Linked DNA regions of Homo sapiens: all the other regions are linked to region 1. The links are chromatin loops, found by intact Hi-C in ENCODE. Cell type or tissue: PC-3. All regions are shown on one strand.

Region 1 (8,000 bases):
AATTCCTAAAGGACATTCGAGAATCTGTCACTCAAATCATGAAGAATCCTAAAGCGAAGACCACAGGAATGGTAGGGACACTTGGAGTTTTTTTTCTTCTCTTGGAAATTTAGGTGTTGGTGGAGAGTTTGAAGGAATCATATGACCCGGAGTCTGTTCCTGCCTCTGCCCCTTTGCCACAGACATCTTTTATTTGTTGACTGGAGCTGATGATCTCTGCATCACCCACCCCTTAGGGTTGCTGAAGTCTCAAATGAGATACACTATAAAGTACCTTGTAAGTTAGAGACTTCTGTATAAAAGCAGCTGGTGGTAGTGTCCATTTGAAAAGAAAATTTTGTCACAGGAAAGATAGTAAACATGTTTTTTCTGGAATTTTCTTAGGCTAGTCCCTTTATGCAGAAAGGCAGACTGGAAAGTCCCTGTGAAAAATTGACTATGCCAGCTGTTTTTCTGATAGAATGATGGGATGCCTTAGGTGGAAATGGGGTAGGGCAGTGCACATGCGAAGCTAGGACTCGGGGAGAAGGGGCTCATTGCTGCAGTTTTATTCTTGCTTTTGGACCTGGCCTCACTAATAATGTCTCTTTCTTTGGATTTGTAGGGTGCCATCTATGGCATGGCCCAGACAACTGTTGACAGGAATATGGTTGCAGAATTGTCCTCAGTCTTCTTGGACAGCTTGTACAGCACCGACACTGTCACCCAGGGCAGCCAGATGAATGGTTCTCCAAAACCCCACTGAACTTGGACCCTTTCTAGTCTCAAGGGGATTCCAGCCTTCAGAAGGTTCTTGGGATATGGAACAGGCCGTGCACAACTTTGACATCTGGTCTTGCTCCATAGAGCACAACTCAAGATAGACCATGAGACAGCTTGAGCCTCAGGATTCTTGTTCTTCCTCTTATCTTCCTTTTGTGGTTTTTAATTTGAAGACCCCAGAGAATTCCATTACATAATGATTTTGCCCTTGTTATAAATGTTACCCTAGGAATTGTTTTAACCATTTCCTTTTCTAAACTCTCTAGCTTTCAACTTTACTTAAACATTGTGTGGTAGCTCTGACCTGTCCTGATTCTTTAGAGAAGCTGGGGTACAGTTTATGAGATAGCTAGAGCTTCTTTGTTATCTCAGGCAGGAGGCGTTTACATAACAGATGTTTCCTCAGCTGGGTGTGAGGTATACTCTAAGCAGGAGGCTTTTTCAGCCTTCTCTCTCTTTTTTTTTTTTTTTTTTTTTTTTGAGATGGAATTTTGCTCTTTTGCCCAGTCTGGAGTGCAGTGGCATGATCTCAGCTCACTGCAACCTCCACCCACTGGGTTCAAGCGATTCTTCTGCCTCAGCCTCCCGAGTAGCTGGGATTACCGGCACCCACCACCACGCCTGGCTAATTTTTCAATTTTCTTTTTCAGTAGAGACGGGTTCACCGTGTTGGCCAGGCTGGTCTTGAACTCCTGACCTCAGGTGATACCCGCCCCCCCGCCTCAGCCTCCCAAAGTGCTGGGATTACAGGCGTGAGCCACCGTGCCTGGCCCTGTCTCTCTTAAGAGTAGGTTCATTGTCTGTCTTAGAGTCACTTCTATTGCAACTCATTTTCTTTTTCCAGGGCACAGATCGACCAAGCTGCCGTTCCCTATTCTGCAGGACAGGACTATTCTAGCATACCTGCTTCGTCCACCCAGGCAGGGTTTGGGGTGGTCTCTTCTGTGCCTGCAGTCCCCATTTGACACTTGGTTGCCACCATCTTTGGAGATTATTGTTTGGAATGATGCTTCCATTGGCTTTTTCTTGTTACCATGGACTAGGAAGAAAACATGGTTTCCAAATAATCTGGGAGCTTTTGGCCATGGTGCCGCCTTCCTGAATTGGCAGTGGTCAGAGCACACCTGAACCCTATCCTGGGCTGGTGATGAGCAGAAATCAGACCTTTTTCTATGCTTTTTTGAATATCAGAGTAGGATGAACACCCAGATTCAAATATGTCACCAAAGTTGGTGGTGGTCCTTCCCTGCACCCTTGCGTTAAGCCATTATGTAATGAAAATGTGTTTGCTTGAAGGAACAGCTCAAAGCACCTTCACAAGTTGCCTTGACTTACCCTAGGTGGGTGTGAAAGAGCACCCGTAGCAAGGAAAATTTTCTCTATTAGTGTGTTCTTCTGCCTCTTCCCCCTTGATTCAGCTTTCAGAGGTACTATGGCAGTTTTGCCTCAGGTGCTGAACATTTCTCAGCCCTGGCTAAAAGGGAGCAGCACAGGGAGAGAAACAGGATAGGAAAGCAGAATGGCGAGCAGCCTATGGCCCAGGGCCTGTAATCCCTTCCCAAGACTAGCTGCTCAGGGTGGTGCAGGGACAGGACCAGACCCTGCGCCTATTTCCTGCCTTCTTTCCCCTATAGGGAACTCTGTAGGCTGAGCCACTGTCCTGCTCTTATGACATTATATCTTGTGCCTTTCTCCTCAGCAGTGAGCAGTGAGCTACTCCTGGCCCAGGCCCTAGGGGAAATGGATCAGTCTTTGAGGTTTCTATTTGGGGAGGGGAGTACTTAAGATGAGTCAAAAGACACTTTCCTCTGTTCCATTCCCCATCTCAGGGACTCCTGAATATTCAGCCTCTCCAGGCTGGTGTCTTCTAGTTTCCCCCACTGGGAATGCTGGCTGGGAGAGCCATGACTACCAGACTTTTCCTCAGGCTCCTTGGCATGTTAGTCTGAATTGTTCTTGAGCACTGTACTACTGACCCAACAACTGTGACTAGCTGGCCACGCCATTCAGGGCTGGTGTGGCATTTATGTGTGTGTGTGTGTGTGTGTGTGTTTTTCCTGTTTGCCCAGCAGTGCATTGTGGGTTCCAAGAGTGGGTAGTGTGTGTATGTGTGTGTGTCAGAGGGAGACCTGGCAGGCACCTCTTTGAGAGTAGCTGTGGTCAGAGCTGTTTGGTCAGTGCATTATGTTGAATGAGGTCCAGGAACCCAGAGCCACCCAGCAGACACCACTGTGGCTTGCCAGCTGCCAAGATGGAGAAGCATGTGCCCCTGTAGAGCGTCTCCCCAGAACCAGACCCCGAGCCACTCGCTTCCTCTGTGCTGTGACAACATTGGTGCCAGGGGAGATGGTGTTTTTCAAAGGGACCTACTGTAGCCACTTTAATTTACAATTAAGAGCCTTAGTTTGACTTAACACTTTTGTAGGCTTTTCATTGTGTATTTTTGTGTATGTGTGCATATAGCAGCTACTCTGTAGCAGAGGTGGGTAGAGACACTTAATAGTATCATGTCGCATGCAGATGTCACATCGGCCTCTGCAAAAACTGTACTGTCTTGTTTCTGCATTAGACTTAAGTAGTCATGTGAATATACTGCTATGTCACTTTTAATATTACGAGTTTTATACTTGGAAAATGGTACTTGCTTCTTTTAAATCTCTGTCTTCTCTAACCTCCCCCTTCCCATTTCAATGCTCCCTTCCTAATTTCAGCAATAATCTCAAAAAGCAATTAAATAGTTAAATGACCCTAATTGTAATTACTGTGGATGGTTGCATTCATTTGATTACTTGGGCACACACGAGATGACAAATGGGGCAGTGGCCATGCTTGAATGGGCTCCTGGTGAGAGATTGCCCCCTGGTGGTGAAACAATCGTGTGTGCCCACTGATACCAAGACCAATGAAAGAGACACAGTTAAGCAGCAATCCATCTCATTTCCAGGCACTTCAATAGGTCGCTGATTGGTCCTTGCACCAGCAGTGGTAGTCGTACCTATTTCAGAGAGGTCTGAAATTCAGGTTCTTAGTTTGCCAGGGACAGGCCCTATCTTATATTTTTTTCCATCTTCATCATCCACTTCTGCTTACAGTTTGCTGCTTACAATAACTTAATGATGGATTGAGTTATCTGGGTGGTCTCTAGCCATCTGGGCAGTGTGGTTCTGTCTAACCAAAGGGCATTGGCCTCAAACCCTGCATTTGGTTTAGGGGCTAACAGAGCTCCTCAGATAATCTTCACACACATGTAACTGCTGGAGATCTTATTCTATTATGAATAAGAAACGAGAAGTTTTTCCAAAGTGTTAGTCAGGATCTGAAGGCTGTCATTCAGATAACCCAGCTTTTCCTTTTGGCTTTTAGCCCATTCAGACTTTGCCAGAGTCAAGCCAAGGATTGCTTTTTTGCTACAGTTTTCTGCCAAATGGCCTAGTTCCTGAGTACCTGGAAACCAGAGAGAAAGAGGATCCAGGATGTACTTGGATGAGGAGGCCTGGCTTATCTAGGAAGTCGTGTCTGGGGTGCTTATTGCTGCTCCATACAGCTGTACGTCAGCCCCTTGGCCTTCTCTGTAGGTTCTTGGCAGCAATGAGCAGCTTTCACTCAGTGACACAAGTAATTACTGAGTCCTAATTTGATAGCCACCAACTGTACCTGGGTAGGCAAAGTCAGATTTTTGAGAACCTTTTTCCTGATTTGAAGTTTTAATTACCTTATTTTCTTTTATGCTTTCCTCTGTCTTGTAATCTTTTCTCTTCTTAATATCCTTCCCTATAATTTCAATTATTTGGATTAATTTTAGAATAAACCTATTTATTTCTAAAAAAAAAAAGAAAAGAAAGTGTTACCTGTGTCTTTGTCTCACATGAATGTGCTTCATACAACTGTAGTGCTGCCAAGGTTGGCTTTATTTTTTGGAGACAAGGTTTCACTGTCACCCAGGCTAGAGGGCAATGGCATGATCATCACTCACTGTAGCCTTGACTTCCTGGGCTCAAGTGATCCTCCCACCTCAGCCTCCCGAGTAGCTGGGACCACAGGTGTGTGCCACCATGCCTGGCTAATTTTTCTGTATATTCTGTAGAGACAGAGTTTCTCTACATTGCCCAGCCTAGTCTCTAACTCCTGAGCTCAAATGATCCTCCCGCCTTGGCCTCCCAAAGTGTTGGAAATACAGGCATGAGCTGTCCCTGCATCGGGTGAACATTTTTCAACCCTTGACCCATGAAAATAAGCAGAGGCAGGAATGTAACATAACAGCATAGTCCATACCTCCGCATCTGGCGTCTTCTGTCCTTCAGTCCTCCAGTCATCAGATCAAAGCACACTTGGAAAATTTTAAGTCAGAAGTGGAGCAGATGGGAGACCACTGTCTGAATCTCGTTTGCCATCAATATAGGTATTGATAATCCTTTACTAGCATATATGCTAGGAACGGGGTCCTGCTAATCCCTCTTGTGAACAATACGCTTATTTCTCAACCTCCAGCCTCTGCCCCTTTCCTGGCCTTTGCTGGGGGACCAACTCATTCAGACTGAGTTGTGACATGGCTAGATTCCTGTTCCAAGTGACCCCGGCATTTACAAGTCAGCTTAGTACTTGAGTTAGGAGACACAGGTGAGAACTATTAGGAAGAAGGCTTCCCAGTCTCTGCATAGTGACATATGTGAGGTAAAATTTGTGTGGCATTCTCGTGGGGGTAGAGATGAGGCTGCTCTTAGTGCCCCCTTCTTCATGACAGCGTGGGAATATTCTGTCCTAGAGAGTTCCTGGCTGGGGAACTGACTGTGCAAACCATCTCTTAACTGCTCCAGTAATAAATAGCCTGCCAGGTCCTAAGCTGCCTGTGTCTTCTCTCTTGTGGAGTAAACCAGGCAAGCCCTAAGAACTTTGCTAAGATTTTAAGAAACTGAAGAGACCATCAGGATTTGGGATCTGCCATATCTGATATGATAGGCCTGTGTATTATGATTCTCCAGAGAAACAGAACCAATACACACAAAGAGATTTCTTATAAGGAATTGGCTCATGTGATTATGGAGGCTGACAAGTCCCAAGATCTGTAGTTGGCAAGCTGGAGAACCAGGAAAGCAGATGGTATTGTTGCACACCGGAGGCTTGTAGCCTTGAGACCTAAGGAGAGTGGATGTTTCAGTTTAAGTCCGAAAGCAGGAAAAGACCAATGTCCCACCTCAAGGCAGTCAGGCAGGAGGACTTCCCTTTTATTTGGAAGAGGGTCAGCCCTTTTTAGCCCTTTTTTTCTGTACAGGCCTTCACCTGGTTGAATGAGGCCACCCATGTTAGGGAAGACAGTCGGCTTTACTCAGTCTACTGATTCAAATGTTATCCTCATTCAGAAACACCCTCACAGACACACCCGGAATGTTTGACCAAATGCCTGGGCACCCCATGGCCCAATCAAGTTGACACCTAACATTAGCCATCACAGCCAGGAAGAAAATATAGGTTGAGTATCCCTTATCTGAAAGGTGTGAGACCAGAAGTGTTTCAGATTTTGGATTTTGGAATATTTGCATTATACTGACAAGTTGAGCATCTCTAATCTGAAAATCAGAAATCTAAAATGATCCAATGAGTATTTCCTTTGGGCATCATGTTGGCATTCAAAAAGTTTCAGATTTTGGATTTCCAATTTTCAAATTAGGGATGTTCAACCTGTAATATGGCCCCAGACTGCCTTTCTAGACATAGGTTCCACAATGCATATAATACCTGTGCCCTTCACACCCTTATCTGTGTTCATGGTGTTCTCTCAGCCATCTCTGCCTCCCAAGAATCCTACCCAGGTCTTCAAGGCATAACTCAAAGCCTCCAGATTTGCCCTTTTCACCATTAATCACTTGCGTTCCCTTTAGCTCATTTCTTATCCTGCCACCTAGCATTAATTCACTCTAGTAATAGTTAATTAGTACTAGTTAATTGGTAATTGGTAATAGTTAATTGTGTTCCTGTTTGATGATAATCAAATGGTATCCCCTAGATGATAATGAATCTGAAGGCAAGGTGGTCTGGTCCCTGTCATTTTCCAGTACCTTGAACAGAGGAAGTGCCTAGCACAGAGGAAGTGCTTTCATTTAAATGCCTATTGACTCCAATTTGGATTGACCTGTGGAAAAGAAGTTTCTAGAGCCTGAGACCAAGTGATATAATAGTTTTATTTGAGACATAAAAACACATGTGTTTCTATTACATAGTGTGGGGTTTAGGGTCCTGGTTTCTAAGACAAGACTTTATTTCACCCTGTATCACAGCTTCCTGGGAAATGAATTAGGGAGCAAGAGACGGCCTGGCAAGAAAATCATTATTGTTGCTGGGAAGTTGCAAAGAAAGGGGAGAGTTTATTCAAATTAGTGTAACAGAGCCCCCAGGATGAAGAGAGTGGTGCAGGGAAAAGGTCTAAATTCCTGGTGTTGGTGGGGACACTGGCACATCCCACAGCAAGGACTCAGCCCTCAACGGCGGCGGCTGGGTCTTGGGAGGGGAGTGGTGGGAGGGTAAGGGCTCCTCAGCTCCCTCCCTGGACTCCCAGTTCAGTCACCCCTTCCCCCGGAAGAATTCAAAGAGGAAGGGCAGGGTCTATGTCATGGACACTGCTACTTGTTCGATGAAGCTGGCCAGGTTTATGTCCCGTTCTGAAAGGCCGGCACACTCATGGGTGCTCAGCGTGATGTGGACCTGAAATGAAACCAGAAATTCTGCTTCCACTGACTTCACTTAAGAACAGGAGGGAGTCACTAGCTGCTGGGCTCAGCCCTGCTAGGAGCTCCAGAATAGCAGCTGGCCAGTACGATCTCTCCTGGGGACTCCTTCCTGACATGTCTGTAACAACATCTTCTACATCTCCCCTTTGCTGTCTCTCAAAAATAATCATGACTTCAGCTATAGAATAAAAGCTTAATATCTGAATGTCAAGAGCAACCTAAAAGCTAAAGACAAAACCAAAAACCAATGCCAACTCCTAAACACTATCCATTCATAGACGACCTCTTCCACCCTTACTGTTTTTATAAACAGAGACCAGCAGAGCTTTTGGCACATGGTAGACATTTAATGACTGTTTCTATTCATTAAGCAAATAATTTGATAGGTTGGCTATGTGTCTGTATTTTTTTTTTTTTTTTTTTTTGAGACGGAGTCTTGCTCTGTCTCCCAGGCTGGAGTGCAGTGGCTCAATCTCTGCTCACTGCAAGCTCCGCCTCCCGGGTTCCCACCATTCT
Region 2 (8,000 bases), 260 kb before region 1:
TTTTTGGATGCAGCGTTCTATGTTCAAATCTGTGGTCTTTTGAAACAGTCATTACTGAGAGAATCATGTTGAAATCTTCTACGATGAAGGTAGATTGTTTAGCTTCTCTCTATACCTTTCGTTCTGTCAGTTTTTGCTTTACATATTTGGAAGCTGCTTTATTAAACAAGTTTAGTATAGTGTTGTCTTCCAGGATTGAACTCTTTATTATTATGTAGTGGCTCTTTTTATCTCAAACAATGCTTTTTGCCTAAATGTCTATTTGGTCTGGTATTAATAGAGCTATTCCAACTTTCCTTTTTTTACTATTATTTTTAATTGTGGTAAAATATATGTAACATGGAATCTACCAGGTTAATAATTTTTTTTTTTTTTTTTTGAGATGGAGTCTCACTCTGTTGTCTGGTTGGAGTGCAGTGGCACGATCTTGGCTCACGGCAACCTCTGCCTCTCGAGTTCAAGTGATTCTCCTGCCTCAGCCTCCCGAATAGCTGGGACTACAGGCACACGCAACCATGCCCAGCTAATTTTTTTGTATTTTTAGTAGAGACAGAGTTTTACCATGTTGGCCAGGATGGTCTCGATCTCTTGACCTCGTGATCCGCCTGTCTGGGTCTCCCAAAGTGCTGGGATTACAGGCGTGAGCCACCGCGCCTGGCCTATTTTAATAATTTTTAAGTGTACCAGCTTTCTTTTGATTCGTTCCACCATGGATGTATTCTACCTTACTTCCAAATTCCGTGTGCTCTTATATTTTAGATAGGCCTTTGTTAAACATAATTAGTTGGAGTTTGTTTTGTCATCCAGCCTGAGGGACTGTTTAACTATGTGTTAAGTCCATGTATATTTGTGATTACTGTTCTAATAGAGTTTGTTTCCACCATCATGTTTTATATTTGTTTATTGTCTTGCTTTTTTCTGTGTATCCTTCCTCCCTCCCTTCCTTCCTTCTTTTGGGTTGACTGAACTTTAGAAAAATTACATTCTTTACTCTCTACTCGTTTAGTTATTGCACCCTCTATTTCTGATTGTTTGGTGGTTACCCATAAAAAATGCTAACATGCATTCTAAACAGTCTAAAATTGTTTACTACTTCCCTCCTTCCCAAGGATACAAAGATCTTAGAATACTGCTAACTAAAATCACCTTTTGGCTGGGCGCAGTGGCTCACACCTGTAATCCCAGCACTTTGGGAGGCCGAGGCGGGTGGATCACCTGAGTTCAGGAGTTTGAGTCCAGCCTGGCCAACATGGTGCAACCCCGTCTCTACTGAAAATACAAAAATTAGCTGGGTGTGGTGATGTGCGTCTGTAGTCCCAGCTGCTCGGGAGGCTAAGCGGGGAGAATCGCTTGAACCCAGGAGGCAGAGGTTGCAGTGAGCCACGATTGCGCCACTGCACTCCAGCCTGGGTTATACAGTGAGACTCCATCTCAAAAAAATAATAATGATAATAAAATAAAAAAATCACCTTTTGTCATTCTGAAAGTTATTTTTGTCCAGTATTTTAGTTCCATCTCATTTTTCCTCTGTTAAATCATTTATTAGTACTATTGCTTGATATAATCAACATTTGTCTGTATTTATGCATGTTTACCAGTGTCTTTGCTCATTTATTCTTTGATCTAGCTTTCTTTGGAGATAACTTTTCTTTTCCTTGAAGCGCCCATTAGAAAAGTGCTTTCAGTGAGTCTCTCTGGTAGCACATGCTCTCAGTTTCTGTTTGTCTGAGCTGTCTATTTCATCCCTGTTCTTGAATTATCATTTGAGCTGGTTGACCCTTTGAAGTTATTGCTTGTTGACTCCCCTCGGTGCTTCTAAGTTATTATGTCACAGTTTCTGGCTTCCACTGTTGCTACTGTTTAATTGTTATTCTTCATAGAGAATTTGTCTTTTTTGTGGGGGAGGCTGTTTTTAAGATCTTTTCAGTTTTGGTTTTCTGAAATTTTACTATGAAGTACATATCTAGAGATGACTTCTTTAAATGTATTCTGTTTGGGATTTGTGGTGCTTCCTGAGTCTGAGGATTCACATCCTTTAACATTCTGGAAAAAATCTTGGCTGTTACAGTGTCATATATTCCATCTCCCTCATTTGCTCTACCTTTTGCCTTTTTTTTTTTTTTTTTTTCTGAGACAGGATCTTGCTCTGTTGTCCAGGCTGGAGTGCAGTGGCACAATCCTGGCTTACTGCAACCTCCATCTCCCAGGCTCAAGCTATCCTCCCACCTCAGCCTCCTGAGTAGCTGGGACTACAGGCACACGCCACTGGACCCAGCCTATTTTTGTGTTTTTGGTAGAGAAAGGGTTTCACCTTGTTGGCCAGGCTAGTCTCGAACTCCTGAGCTCAAGTGATTTGCCTGCTTCGACCTCTCAAAGTGCTGGGATTACAGGCATGAGCCACCATGCCCAGTCTACTTTTTGCCTTTTTGAATGCCATTGGTGATATAATAGTCCATTTCACTCTCTCTTCCATGTCTGTTACGCTTTTTTTCTTATTTCCCACTTTCTGTCTTTTTGTACTGAGTTGCCATTATTTTTCTCCTGTTCTTTTCAATTCATGAATTGTTGCTTCAGATGTGTCTAATGTACGATTACTTCATACTTTGGGTTTTAAGATTAGGTAATACACGTACCAAGATGCAAAAATCAAAGTGATGGAAAATATATACAGTGAATAATCCTTCTCTGGCTCTTTCCCCATTTGCTCCAGTCCAACTGACCTCCATAGGTGCCACTGTTGTTTTTTTTTTTCCTAATTTATTTGGTGGCCTCTCAGAGTTTTATCATGCAAATAAAAGCAAGTGCAGACATAAATAGTTTTTTATTCTCCTCCTTTCTCACACAAAAGAACCCTATTATACATCTTGCTGTGTACTTTGTCTTTATTTTTACTGAATACAGTTTGGAAATCTTACCTTGTAGCACATAATTTCCTCAATCTTTCATTTAAAAAAAATGTTGCATAGTATTTTGTTATATGGATGAACCGTAAGTTATTGGGCCAGCCTTTTAATGATGGCCATTTGGGTTATTTATAGTCTTTTGCTCTAATGAACAATGTTGCAGTAAATAACCTTGTACACGCCTCCTTTTGGACATGTGGAGGATATCTGTAGAATAAATTCCCAGGAATTGAATTGCTGGAACAGAACCTTACACATTTTTAATTTTGTAATAAATTTGCTATAAATAGCCCCCATAAGGACAGCACCAGTTTTCACTCTTACCAGCAAAGCATAAGTGGCCTCATTTCCCTCAGTCTTACCTATGACATTTTTTTGTTTAGTTAATTTTTGCTTTTAATGATTTATGTGTAAACTCTGTTTCATTCTTTTTCAAAATTTCATGACTATGTCTTCTAGTTATTGAAACAAATTTTAAACATGTCAACGTATTCATTTTGGGTTTTATATCTAGTTATGCCAACACATAAAATCTTTGGTGCAGCTCATTCTTTATCTTGTTATACAGCTGAATCTTCCTGGTTGGTGGATTGTTTCCTTGAGGGTTTTGCTTGCAATGTTAGATTGTGAGCTCATTCTTGGCTGCCCTTCACCTGTGGGAATCCTGCAAAGTTTAGGATTGAGAACATTCCTCCAAAGTGGGTTTGCATGTGCTTTTATGAGACACTTCCCGTTTTTACCGACTCAGACCTATTTATGCTTATTTTTTGGCTTGGCATGTTCTGACTCACGCAAGTGGCATATGGGAAGGTAGACCTGTGGTTCTGATGTTTAAGGAGAGACCGTCCTTCCACTCAGATTTAAGACTGAGAAAAATGAGTTTTTTTCTGGACTCCCTATCCCAGTAAATAGATCCTTTTAACAGCCTATCCTTTGATTGACATTATTAGCCCTTTGAGTATTTATTTAGTTTTTTACGTGGAGTGGTCTCAGCTTCAATTCCCCTACTCTGCAACCCTGCCCAGCCTTATTTCCTGTTGCTCGTGTGGTCACCGTAGCCTGAGGTTCTGGCTTCCCTGGCCAGGCCTGTGTCCTCAGGGTATCCCTGGCTGTTGGCCTGCTTTACCCTCTAGTTTTTGCTTCTTTATTATTTTTGGCTGCTTAGAATTTCCCTTACTTTTTTCCAATTTTGTTTATGCTTTTTGATATATGTATTTAATTCTGTCTTTCTAGGTAACAGAAGTGGGTTTTCTCATAGAAAGCTTTTAAGGATAGCTACTCTGTAATATTTGTTCTTTATTCTTTCAGTCAGTGAATATTTATTGATTGCCTACTATGTGCTAGATTATTCTGTTCTTTCTGTTTTACTTTAAAAGACTCAAAGGACTCTGGTAGGTATAGCAACCACTAGTTAATTCAGATGAAGGAGTTTTTTTGTTTGTTTGTTTTGTTTGCTTGTTTTTTCCTGTTTTAACATAGAGATCTTTTTCATTGTTGTTGTAGAGAGGGAGTCTCATTATATCACCCAGGCTGGTCTCAAACTCCTGGGCTCAAGGGATCCTCCCATCTCAGTCTCCTGAGTAGCTGGGATTATAGGCATGAGCCACCATGCCCAGCTCCTAGCACAGAGATCTAAGCCCATGGTGGTGAGGGCTATGAACAAGCCTATGGTGGTTACAAATTCATACCGACAACATTTTCATATGAGATTGACCCAATTTAGGGAGCACAAAGAGAGCATTTCTAACACCTTTGATTTGAGGTCTACCCCGCCACATCAACTCTATCAGCTAACCAAACAAGAACCTAGAATGCGAATGTGCATGTTGTGGAAATGAGTAGTAGAAGTAGAATCTCCCGCTGTAATGACTGAATGTTTATGTTTCTCCCAAAATTCATTTGTTCAAATCCCAACCACCAATGTGATGGTACTAGGAGGTGGAGCCTTTGGGAAGTAATAGGCTATGAGGGTGGTAATCAGGTCATAATCCCTTATGAATGGTGTCAGTGCCCTTATTAGAGAGGCTCCAGAGGACTGGAATGAAATGAGGAGACAGCCGTCTGCAGCTCAGAGGAGGGCCCTTGCCAGAGCCCAGCAAGCTGGCACCCTAATCTCAGACTTCTGGCCTCCAGAACTGGGAGACATCAATTTCTGTTCTTTGAAGTCACCCAGTCTGTGGTACTTCTGTTATAGCAGACTGAACAGATGAAGAGACCTGCATTTGTTTTGTTTTAAATCAATGGTAACACTGAGGATTGCTATAAGGATTACCGTAGGAATCTCCCCAAATGAACCTATACTTAGAGGAACTGGAAAGACATCAGGGTCCCCTTCTCTCCTGTCCTTTCTGTATCTCCTGTTCAGATTTTGTAGGCTTTTACCTCCCTTTCTTTCTCTTCTTCATTCTTCCCTTTTACCAGATTGACTTCTTGCCCCTCATTTGCTTCAGGAGACCCATGGTAGCTGTTTAGAAATGGCAGCCCCAGTCGTCTCATTTGGCTCCATGACCCCCACTCTTGATTTTGTCTGACACAGACTTTACAGTTTACAAAGAATTTTGTGTGTGTTATTTCATCTGCACCTAACAATGTTGTGACATATGCAAAATATTGTTATCCCTATTTTTTTTTTAATTAAAAAAACTGAGACCCAGCAAGAAGTACTTGCCCAATGTTATACAACCAACAAGTGGCAGAGCAGGGAGCAGACCTAGGTTTTCTGGCTTGAGGCCAGTGCTCTCGCAGGAGCGCAGCTCATACAGCTGTCTAGCAAATCCACGTTCAAGTGAAATTCCAATGTCTGGAAAAACTGGATTTCTAACTCATCCCTGAGCTCCCAGTTTTCTGATATTTCTATTAAAGAACAGTGGGTCTGTTACTTCTCTGTGAGAGCAATGCCCTTAGATTATACAGTTTAAAAATTTGGTGTGGGTTTTGTGAATGTTTTGACAGTCTGCCTACCATTTGGTCTGGCCAGCCAGCCATGCTGAGCCATGGCTGGGGTTTTTTGATGGATTGCTAGTGGCCAAGGGCTTGTGAAAACATAAATGTCTCACTGAGCGCAAACCTGAATGGAAAAAAAGAAAAGAAGTTCTGAGTAAGAGTCTGACTAATGACTTCTTGGAAGAAACTGAACAGTGTCTGAGACTTTTTCATCTGCCTTTAGCTAGCAAAGTTTCTTCCGAAAGCCCCACAGCCCCACGCATTTGACTAGCACTGGTGGATGTGTACATTCATCCACCATGCCACGCATTGATGGAGTCTTTAATGAACACATACTATGCACCAGGTGCTAGTAATCATAGAGAGGGCTACAAAGACACATAAAATAGAGTTCCATCCTTAAAGGAGCCTACCATCCAAATATACATTTTGGCATCATAACTGAACTTATAGTTCTGGGAGCCAGAGTGCCTGGTCAAAATTCTGGCTCTACTGCTTTCTACTAACAACAATTAACCTTGTATCCGAGTATTTATCTCTTTAAGCTGCAGTGTCTTCATCTGTAAAATAAGACCAACAAAGGTACCCATCCATCTATGCCTCTAACTCAGAGCACTGCTTTGAAGATGAAATGAGGTAATAATGTGTTTAAAGAGCTTGACGCAGAGTAAAAGATCAAAATAAAACTGAAGTCATTGGCATAAAACCTTAAAGGTGGTTTGAGATGTGTGGCTTAGCAATGAAGAGCTACCGTGGTTCGGAGGGGAGCAGTGGGTTTGGGTCTCTATGTTACCAGAACAAGATGCATGCGAAGGACTGGCAGGTAGCAAAGACTGTGCAGAGGTTTTCAGGGAGGAGAACAACAGGGGCAAAAGCATGGAGACAAAAAAGAGCGACTCACATGAAGGAAACAGCATGTGTTTCTGGGTTGGACTAGGATGTAGGGATAAATGAGTGGGTATTAATCATTATAACTGTAAGCATCCCATGTTTAACATGCACTCTCTGCCAGACACCTTGTGAATTTATAATTATCATGTAAATTAATCCTCCCAACAACCCATGAAATCGCCTCATAAAATCTTGAAACTTGCCAGCTAAATATCCTTCTAGGACAAAGTCTCACACAGAGGCAAAATGGCTGGGACTAGACTCTAAACTGAGCAAGACAGGGAGCCATGTACAGATAAGGTCCAGACAAAACTGGAGGAAGGCGACAGAGGAAGTCATTCCCAGAATCTTCAACCCATTTTAAAGACATTTTTCAGTACAACAGAAGAGGGAGCCCTAGAGTCACGAATCTAGGCCAAGAAATCTTTTCCCATTCTCCCCATTGAGGACTGCCCGAAAAACTATCTCACTTAAACATACGTAATGCAAAAGGATTGCAGAGGAGAAATCCAGTCCCATTCAGTTTTTGTTTTGTTTTGTTTTGTTTTGTTTTTAAAGAAAAAAGTTGATTAGCATAGTAACAGATCATCAGGCAATGATCTCTGGAAAGACATGCCCTACAAAATACATAAAATTTTTCATTTGATATTTTTAAATGAAGTAGAAGAGTTTTTAAAATGACAGAATTTAGGAAACTAAAGCATAAGTCAGGATTATAAAAATTAAGAGATGAGATAATTGGATACAAGGAAAATTTGAAAAGAGCTCACACAGAATTTAGTTAGGAAAAAACCATTTTTCTTTTCTAAAAAAAACCTCTAACCATTTTAGAAATAAAAAGAAGCTAGAATGAATAAATAACATAAATAATGTCATAAGAGAAATAGAAGATGAAACAGAGGAAATTAAAAAAATCAAAAGTGGAGACTGGTTTAAAAAAAGATATAAAGGTGATAGATATGGAAGATAGAGAAGATCCAACCCATGTATAAAAGAGACCTTAAAGAAGAAAACTGAAGTAATGAAACAGAATAAATACATACTGTAGTGAAATATGTTAACATACCTCTCTTTTTAACTGATAAAACAGGTGGACAATAAAATCAGTAAAGATACAAAAAAATTGAACAATGCAATGATAAGCTTGACCCAACTGACATATATAGGACACTGTACCCATACACCAAAGTGTTGATGAAAAGGCTAAACTTTGTAAAATATTTAAAGAGGCTTATTCAGAGCCAATATGAGTGACCATGGCCC
Region 3 (8,000 bases), 120 kb before region 1:
CAACAGCCTCGGGCATTGCGAGGGGGATAGGCCAGACACTGTCCAGGTCTGCAGCCTGCCCGCCTGTGGAGGTGAGCCAGAGGGGATGGGGAGGCCAGGTCCAGTCCCTTGGGCCAAAGTCCCAAATACTAGAATTGCTTCTTCCTGCTCACAGGAAATCACCAGAACTCCACGGTGAGGGCCGATGTCTGGGAACTTGGGACGCCAGAGGGGCAGTGGGTGCCACAATCTGAACCCCTACATCCCATTAACAAGATATCATCAAGTAAGTACAGTCTATGGACCCTACCCTGCTCCCCAGACCTTTCAGTGGCCCTGGTGTTGCAGCATGGGCCACTCAGTGGAGCAAACCCAGCTTGTAGCTGTCTGTGTGACCTTCACCTCCCTGAGCCTCAGATACCTCAGTTATGAAGTGGGGAGGAGGCTCTACTGGTCCATGAGCCGTTACCTGCAATTCCAAAATGTTTATTTCTAAGTTTGGTGCAAACTTACCTGGCAGCAAAATCTGACCTGAACTAATGAGATCATTTATTCTTTTGATATAGAAATTTAGCCATATTTAGTTACAAGGTGATATCTCAGGCTCCATTGAGGATGTTCTATAATATAAACACAGAATATAATGTTTCTGATCCCAAAAGTTCTGAATTCTGAACTATATCTGGTTCCAATATTTTCAGACAAGCAATTGTAGATATGAGCTGCCTTCATAGGGCTGGTGAGATAATTGGATGAGAGAATGCATGCACTCCTGTCTGGCTGTCAGCTTCCAGTAACAATAGGCCTAGCAATTTCTCTCAGCCCCATGATTCAGTTCATCCTCCCATCTTTCCATTCATCCACCCACGGATAGATATTTACTGAGCAACTGCTACGTGCCAGGCTGTAGATTCTTCACTCCTTTCCTAGGTTCCATCTCTCTTTTCCTTCCTCACCCTCCCTAGGACCAGGGTCTGGCAAGATGAGTAGCAGAAAGATCAAAGACCCTAACTCCTAGTTAGAGGACCAGTTGGCTGCAAATTCGTTAACCTCTCTGAGCTTAGTGACCTCATCTGTAAGATAAGGTTCTGACTAGATGTCCTCAAAGGACCTTCTACCTCCAATCTTCTACTTCTCTGCTCCTAGGCTGAGGTTCTGACTGGGGGAGTGCCTGGGTTTCCTGCCGTCTTCCTTCCCAAAGCAAAGGACGATTCCGATTCTGGTTCCAGAAATCTGGCGCCATCTAGAGGCCACTGGCTTTCCATTTTTCTCTGATCTTTCTCTTGTTCCCCTAAGCCTGCCCCTCCACCTGTGTCTCTCTTTCCCTCTGTCCCTCCCACTCTTCCCACCTCCCTCTTTCTCTCTCTCTCTCTGGCAAAAATTAGTAGAAAGCAAAGCTCCTGCCTTCACATTCTGTCTGGAGAAGCCTACATGGAGTTATCACAGAAAGGTGTGATATTTTGGGCAAAGCAAACTAGTGTAATGAGCACTTATCTTTGCCAGGTGCTTTAAAGATGTTGTTTGCAATGTTATTATTCACTGGTAAGGGTCAACATCAGCCCCATTTTATAGGTGAAGCAACTGAGGCTTGGAGGGTTTAAGTGACTTGCCAAAGGCCTCACACTTTTAAGTGGTAGAGCCTGGATTTGAACTGAAATCTGCTTGATTCCAAATTAAGCAGTAGCAGTCTTAATGTCCCGATGTGTGCTGACTGTGGCAGGATGGTCAGTCTGCCTGTCCCAAGCATGAGTTGCCTGGGGTCTAGCCTGACCCTGGCTGGAGTGGGGCCAGACTCCTTGGGTTGATTGGGAGGGGCTAGGGTTCCCACTTCCATCCAGAGCAGCTGCAAGTTAGAAGCACCTGGTGGTAGGTCACACCCTAGATTGTCCAGTGTGTGGGTGAAGGAGACAGGCACCCCCAAGGATTCCAGTGTGCAGCAGGGCTGAGGGCGAATGGCGAAGGGCCAGGGTTCTCAGATGCGCCCACACGTGGAGTCCCCTGGAGGGCTTGTGAAAGCACAGCGCTGAGCCCCAGCCTGAGTTTCTGATGCAATAGGGCTGGGTGGTGCTGGAGGATGTGCATTGCCAGCAAGCTTCCAGGTGACGCTGCTGCTGCTGCGTGTGGGGACATCACTTTGAGATCTGCTGCTCTAGGGGATTTTACTTCCTCTTCCATGTAGTCAGGGCTGACTCTCCCGTCAGGTGGCTCTGTAGCCCCCACCCTGAGAAAAAGCTTTATAGTGGGTCCAGCAGGGGCAGGGGTGGAGGGCGGGCAGTCAGTGGGTAAGTGGGAGGGGGGGCCACCTGACTGACAGGCATCCCCACGTTGCTTCCATCCTTGTCCTTGTGCTGTGTGTGCAGCGGAGCCCTGCACGGGAGACAGGTCTGTCTTCTGCCAGATGGAAGTGCTCGATCGCTACTGCTCCATTCCCGGCTACCACCGGCTCTGCTGTGTGTCCTGCATCAAGAAGGCCTCGGGCCCCAACCCTGGCCCAGACCCTGGCCCAACCTCACTGCCCCCCTTCTCCACTCCTGGAAGCCCCTTACCAGGACCCCAGGACCCTGCAGATGCTGCAGAGCCTCCTGGAAAGCCAACGGGATCAGAGGACCATCAGCATGGCCGAGCCACACAGCTCCCAGGAGCTCTGGATACAAGCTCCCCAGGGACCCAGCATCCCTTTGCCCCTGAGACACCAATCCCTGGAGCATCCTGGAGCATCTCCCCTACCACCCCCGGGGGGCTGCCTTGGGGCTGGACTCAGACACCTACGCCAGTCCCTGAGGACAAAGGGCAACCTGGAGAAGACCTGAGACATCCCGGCACCAGCCTCCCTGCTGCCTCCCCGGTGACATGAGCTGTGCCCTGCCATCCCACTGGCACGTTTACACTCTGTGTACTGCCCCGTGACTCCCAGCTCAGAGGACACACATAGCAGGGCAGGCGCAAGCACAGACTTCATTTTAAATCATTCGCCTTCTTCTCGTTTGGGGCTGTGATGCTCTTTACCCCACAAAGCGGGGTGGGAGGAAGACAAAGATCAGGGAAAGCCCTAATCGGAGATACCTCAGCAAGCTGCCCCCGGCGGGACTGACCCTCTCAGGGCCCCTGTTGGTCTCCCCTGCCAAGACCAGGGTCAACTATTGCTCCCTCCTCACAGACCCTGGGCCTGGGCAGGTCTGAATCCCGGCTGGTCTGTAGCTAGAAGCTGTCAGGGCTGCCTGCCTTCCCGGAACTGTGAGGACCCCTGTGGAGGCCCTGCATATTTGGCCCCTCTCCCCAGAAAGGCAAAGCAGGGCCAGGGTAGGTGGGGGACTGTTCACAGCCAGGCCGAGAGGAGGGGGGCCTGGGAATGTGGCATGAGGCTTCCCAGCTGCAGGGCTGGAGGGGGTGGAACACAAGGTGATCGCAGGCCCAGCTCCTGGAAGCCAAGAGCTCCATGCAGTTCCACCAGCTGAGGCCAGGCAGCAGAGGCCAGTTTGTCTTTGCTGGCCAGAAGATGGTGCTCATGGCCATACTCTGGCCTTGCAGATGTCACTAGTGTTACTTCTAGTGACTCCAGATTACAGACTGGCCCCCCAATCTCACCCCAGCCCACCAGAGAAGGGGGCTCAGGACACCCTGGACCCCAAGTCCTCAGCATCCAGGGATTTCCAAACTGGCGCTCACTCCCTGACTCCACCAGGATGGCAACTTCAATTATCACTCTCAGCCTGGAAGGGGACTCTGTGGGACACAGAGGGAACACGATTTCTCAGGCTGTCCCTTCAATCATTGCCCTTCTCCGAAGATCGCTCCTGCTGGAGTCGGACATCTTCATCTTCTACCTGGCTCAAGCTGGGCCAGAGTGTGTGGTTCTCCCAGGGGTGGTTGGACCCCAGGACTGAGGACCAGAGTCCACTCATAGCCTGGCCCTGGAGATGACAAGGGCCACCCAGGCCAAGTGCCCCAGGGCAGGGTGCCAGCCCCTGGCCTGGTGCTGGAGTGGGGAAGACACACTCACCCACGGTGCTGTAAGGGCCTGAGCTGTGCTCAGCTGCCGGCCATGCTACCTCCAAGGGACAGGTAACAGTCTTAGATCCTCTGGCTCTCAGGAAGTGGCAGGGGGTCCCAGGACACCTCCGGGGTCTTGGAGGATGTCTCCTAAACTCCTGCCAGGTGATAGAGGTGCTTCTCACTTCTTCCTTCCCCAAGGCAAAGGGGCTGTTCTGAGCCAGCCTGGAGGAACATGAGTAGTGGGCCCCTGGCCTGCAACCCCTTTGGAGAGTGGAGGTCCTGGGGGGCTCCCCGCCCTCCCCCTGTTGCCCTCCCCTCCCTGGGATGCTGGGGCACACGCGGAGTCATTCCTGTGAGAACCAGCCTGGCCTGTGTTAAACTCTTGTGCCTTGGAAATCCAGATCTTTAAAATTTTATGTATTTATTAACATCGCCATTGGACCCCAAAAGGTTGTGTGTGTGTTTCTTTTTCTCTCTCTGATTTATGGGAAGGGGACAATGAAGCCAGAGCTCGAAGGTTGAGGGCTGGGCTGTAGCAAGAGAACTGGGGGTGGGGGCGCAGCTCACTGTGGCTGTCTCCTGTCCCTCCACCTTTCCACCCATGCCCTGCTGCGTCACTGCCAGGTGGGACACAGGGTTGCCACTGGTTTCTTGGCTACTGAATCTCCTGTTTCCCTGAGGCCCAAGTTCCAGGACAACACTTTATTTCAGGTTATTGTGAAATTCTCAACCTGTTTAAATGCAACTAGAGGCCAGTGGGGCAGAGTGGCTCATGCCTGTAATCCCAGCACTTTTGGAGGTGGGAGTTCCAGACCAGCCTGAGCAACATAGCAAGATCCCGTCTCAACAAAAAATAAAAAGAACATTAGCCAGGCGTGGTGTTGCACGCCTGTGGTCTCAGCTATTTAGGAGGTGGAAGTGAGAGGATCCCTTGAGCCCAGGAGTTTGAGGCCACACTGAGCTGTGATTGCGCCATGGCACTCCAGCCTGGGTGACAGAGCATGACCCTGTCTCAAAAACAAAAAAGAACAACAAGAGGGGCTCTCTAAAGGAATCTTAGCAACCACAGAACAAAGAGACTGTCACTGAAAGCAAAATGACTGCAACCACTTTTGCCTTCTAAGCAGTGGCAGAATTTGTGTCATGGAGTAAAAGAATCTACACTGCTGGGCACTTAGAAAAGGTGAAGCTGGCAAAAGGGCTTCTTGTCATTGTGCAGAGCTCACTCCTCCCCTTAAGGCCGAGGAGAAAATGGTTTGGAGACTCCTACCCCCGTGGGGGTGGGAACACAGAGAGGGCAGCCTCTCCATCTGTCTTTGGCTGGGGGCTTTTTAGGATGCAGGTTGTCTAATATGTCTAAGGTTCAATTAAATTTCTGTTGCCATCTCCCCAAACATCTGGAAATGTCCACTCTCCAAATTGAGGGCTTTTTATGGGTCAGGATTTTTGCTTGTTTTGGTGGAAACTGAGAAAATGAAAGGATTCACGGGTGAAGATAGAGGAACAGCACCAAGGGCCCTCTTTCCATCGCAGCCTCAGAAACATCCCTCACTTCCTGTAGGAGCCCAGTGGGAAAGGCCATATGGGAATGGTCTCACCTCTTCCTGCCCTAAACGGTTTCCTGTTTGGAGTCTGGTGGGTGCAGGTGCCAGGGTGCCAGATTGCCTGTCTCTTCCCTGGAGGGGATTCTCCAGGCCACTCTGACTTCAAGGCTTTATCCACACCTGCCCCATGCTTGGCAGAGCCCTGCCGCAGTGACAGCCAGGTGCCCAGAGTCTAGCCTATCAGCCCCGACTGGCTTCCAGAGCCTTTGCCCTGGTCTGCCAAGCTTCCTCAACCCATAGCCAGGGGCCAGCACACCTGTCATTTTGGAGGAAGCCCCCTGAAGTTCCAGCATCTCCTTGCCCTTGGGGTCAGTAGGGACAGTGCTGCACAGAGTCACCCTTAGCCTCCTGTTCAAAGAGCCTGGGAAGTCCTCACCATGGCTGTCTTCTGTGTCCAGATGGCCTCCTTGAGGTTCCAGCCTGTGACTTCATTTGGGCTAGTAAGGCCTGAAAGCTCCTGGTGGAGAAGGGATCGGGGGGATGGCAAGGGTTTAGGGACAGCAGGAGACTTACCTTCCCATTCCTCCAGAGGAGAAAAGGGGCAATTGGAGCCTCATCATGTTCCTGGGCAATAGACTGGCCTCTGGGCCCTTTTTTGATTTACCCTCCTGGTGAAACTCCAGGCCTTCCACCTGAAATGACACAGCAGGCAGGGGAAGAGGGGAAGGCACAGAGCCTGGGCCATCTGACCTGGAACTCTGTGGGCTCTTCCAAAGAGCCCCTGCTCCCTACCTGGCTTCAGGAGACTGAAGGCTTGGGGGAAGGTAGGGGTCTGGGGGGAGGAGGGAAAGAGCAAGAAGGGGTGGAAATGTAGCTGGGGCAGTCCCAGGGACCCAGCTGCCACAGATTAGAAATCTCTGGGGCCTACACCACAAATCTTCTCCTTTAAAAAATTATGCAAGAAATATATGCTCATTATTGAAAAATTTTACAACCTGAGGAAAAAAAATCTATAATTCTACTTAGCAATAACCACTGTTAATAATTTAGTTATCCATTCCAGATGTGTGCATGTGCAAGATTGTTTGTGTCTGTACACACACACATGCACGCTGGGTGAGTATTATTAATACTATACACATACACGTCATCTGGGATCTTCTCCCCCTCCTACTCCACCTACAGCAATACAATAAGAACACGTTTCCATCCTGAGCTACGTTGAACTACGTATTTTTTTTTTTTTGACAGAGTTTCGTTCTTGTTGCCCAGGCTGGAGTGCAATGGTGCGATCTCGGCTCACTGCAACCTCTGCCTCCCAGGTTCAAGTGATTCTCCTGCCTCAGCCTCCCGAGTAGCTGGGATTACAGGCATGCACCGCCACTCCTGGCTAATTTTGGATTTTTAGTAAAGATGGGGTTTCTCCATGTTGGTTAGGCTGGTCTTGAACTCCCAACCTCAGGTGATCTGCCTGCCTCAGCCTCCCAAAGTGCTGGGATTATAGGCATGAGCCACCGTGCCCAGCCACGTCTTCATTTTTAATGACTGCACAGTACCCCACGGTATGGCTAGATGACCATTTATTTAACCAAATCCCCCAGTACCATAAACTTCCTGTACAGCCTGTGGAACCATGAGCCAACTAAACCTCTTTTATTTATGAATTACCCAGTCTCAGGTAGTTCTTTGTAGCAATGTGAGAATGGACTAATACAGAAAATTGGTACCAGAGAAATGAGGCATTGCTATAAAGATAACTGAAAATGTGGAAGCGACTTTGGAAGTAGGTAACAGGAAGAGGCTGGAACAGATTGAAGGGATCAGAAGAAGACTGGAAGAGGTGAGAATGTTTGGAACTTCCTAGAGATTTGTTGAATGTTGTGAACAAAATGCTGATAGTGATATGGACAGTGAATTCCAGGCTGAGGAGGTCTCAGTTGGAGATGAGAAATTTATTGAGAACTGTAGTAAAAGTCACTCTTGCTATGCTTTAGCAAAGAGACAGGGAGTATTGTGCCCCTGCTCTAGAAATCTGTGGAACTTTGAATTTGAGAGAGATGATTTAGGGTATCTGGTGGAGGAAATTTCTAAGCAGCAGTGTTCCAGAGGTGTCCTAGCTACTTCTAACAGCATGTACTCATATGCGTTCACCAATACATGGTCTGAAATTGGAACTTACATTTAAAAGGAAAGCAGAGCATAGCAGTTTAAAACATTTGTAGCCTGACCATGTGGCAGAAAGACCCATTTTCTTGGGAAAAATTCAAGCCAGCTGTAGAAATTTGCATAAGTAGAGGAGCCAAATGTTAATAGCCAAGACAATGGTGAAGATGTGTCGAGGGAGTTTCAGAGGTCTTCATGGCAGCCCCTCCCATCACAGGCCTGGAGGCCTAGGAGGGAAAATGGTTTCATGGGCTAGGCCAAGGGCCCCACTGTCTTGCTCAGCCTCAGGACATGGCACCCTGAGTCCCAGTCGCTCCAGCT

The links. Hi-C counts contacts between places; a loop is a spot of excess contacts. Peaks named below come from ENCODE experiments on the same cell type or tissue, not always from the same donor. Only the 100,000 strongest peaks of a DNase experiment are listed, where the experiment ranks them.
Region 2: a loop joins it to region 1, with 10 times the contacts of the local background. A loop is called at or near these places in 6 of 110 quality-filtered maps.
Region 3: it touches region 1 in a loop (23-fold over the local background); 35 of 110 quality-filtered maps call a loop at or near these places.

Annotation. Positions count from the first base shown.
Region 1 is chr10:70,876,591-70,884,590 of GRCh38, forward strand. It overlaps SGPL1 (sphingosine-1-phosphate lyase 1), which reads left to right. Exons shown (of 15, transcript NM_003901.4): 14 at 1-71; 15 at 605-4,594. The coding sequence ends at 745. It overlaps PCBD1 (pterin-4 alpha-carbinolamine dehydratase 1), which reads right to left. Exons shown (of 4, transcript NM_000281.4): 4 at 6,920-7,458. The coding sequence ends at 7,360. Among named protein-coding and RNA genes, the nearest start is that of PCBD1, 8.0 kb to the right of the region's middle. In PC-3, CTCF peaks have their summits at 3,618 (motif pointing left) and 3,825; DNase peaks (open chromatin) are centred at 2,831 and 3,621; H3K27ac peaks cover 1,255 bases.
Region 2 is chr10:70,612,351-70,620,350 of GRCh38, forward strand. No RefSeq gene overlaps it. Among named protein-coding and RNA genes, the nearest start is that of PRF1, 14 kb to the left of the region's middle. In PC-3, CTCF peaks have their summits at 7,131 and 7,337; DNase peaks (open chromatin) are centred at 3,621 and 7,151; H3K4me3 peaks cover 980 bases; H3K27ac peaks cover 2,239 bases.
Region 3 is chr10:70,758,021-70,766,020 of GRCh38, forward strand. It overlaps ADAMTS14 (ADAM metallopeptidase with thrombospondin type 1 motif 14), which reads left to right. Exons shown (of 22, transcript NM_080722.4): 20 at 1-71; 21 at 155-265; 22 at 2,340-4,421. The coding sequence ends at 2,833. Among named protein-coding and RNA genes, the nearest start is that of TBATA, 23 kb to the right of the region's middle. RefSeq lists an enhancer at 3,766-4,535. In PC-3, CTCF peaks have their summits at 1,227 (motif pointing left), 1,428 and 3,481 (motif pointing right); DNase peaks (open chromatin) are centred at 1,211 and 3,461.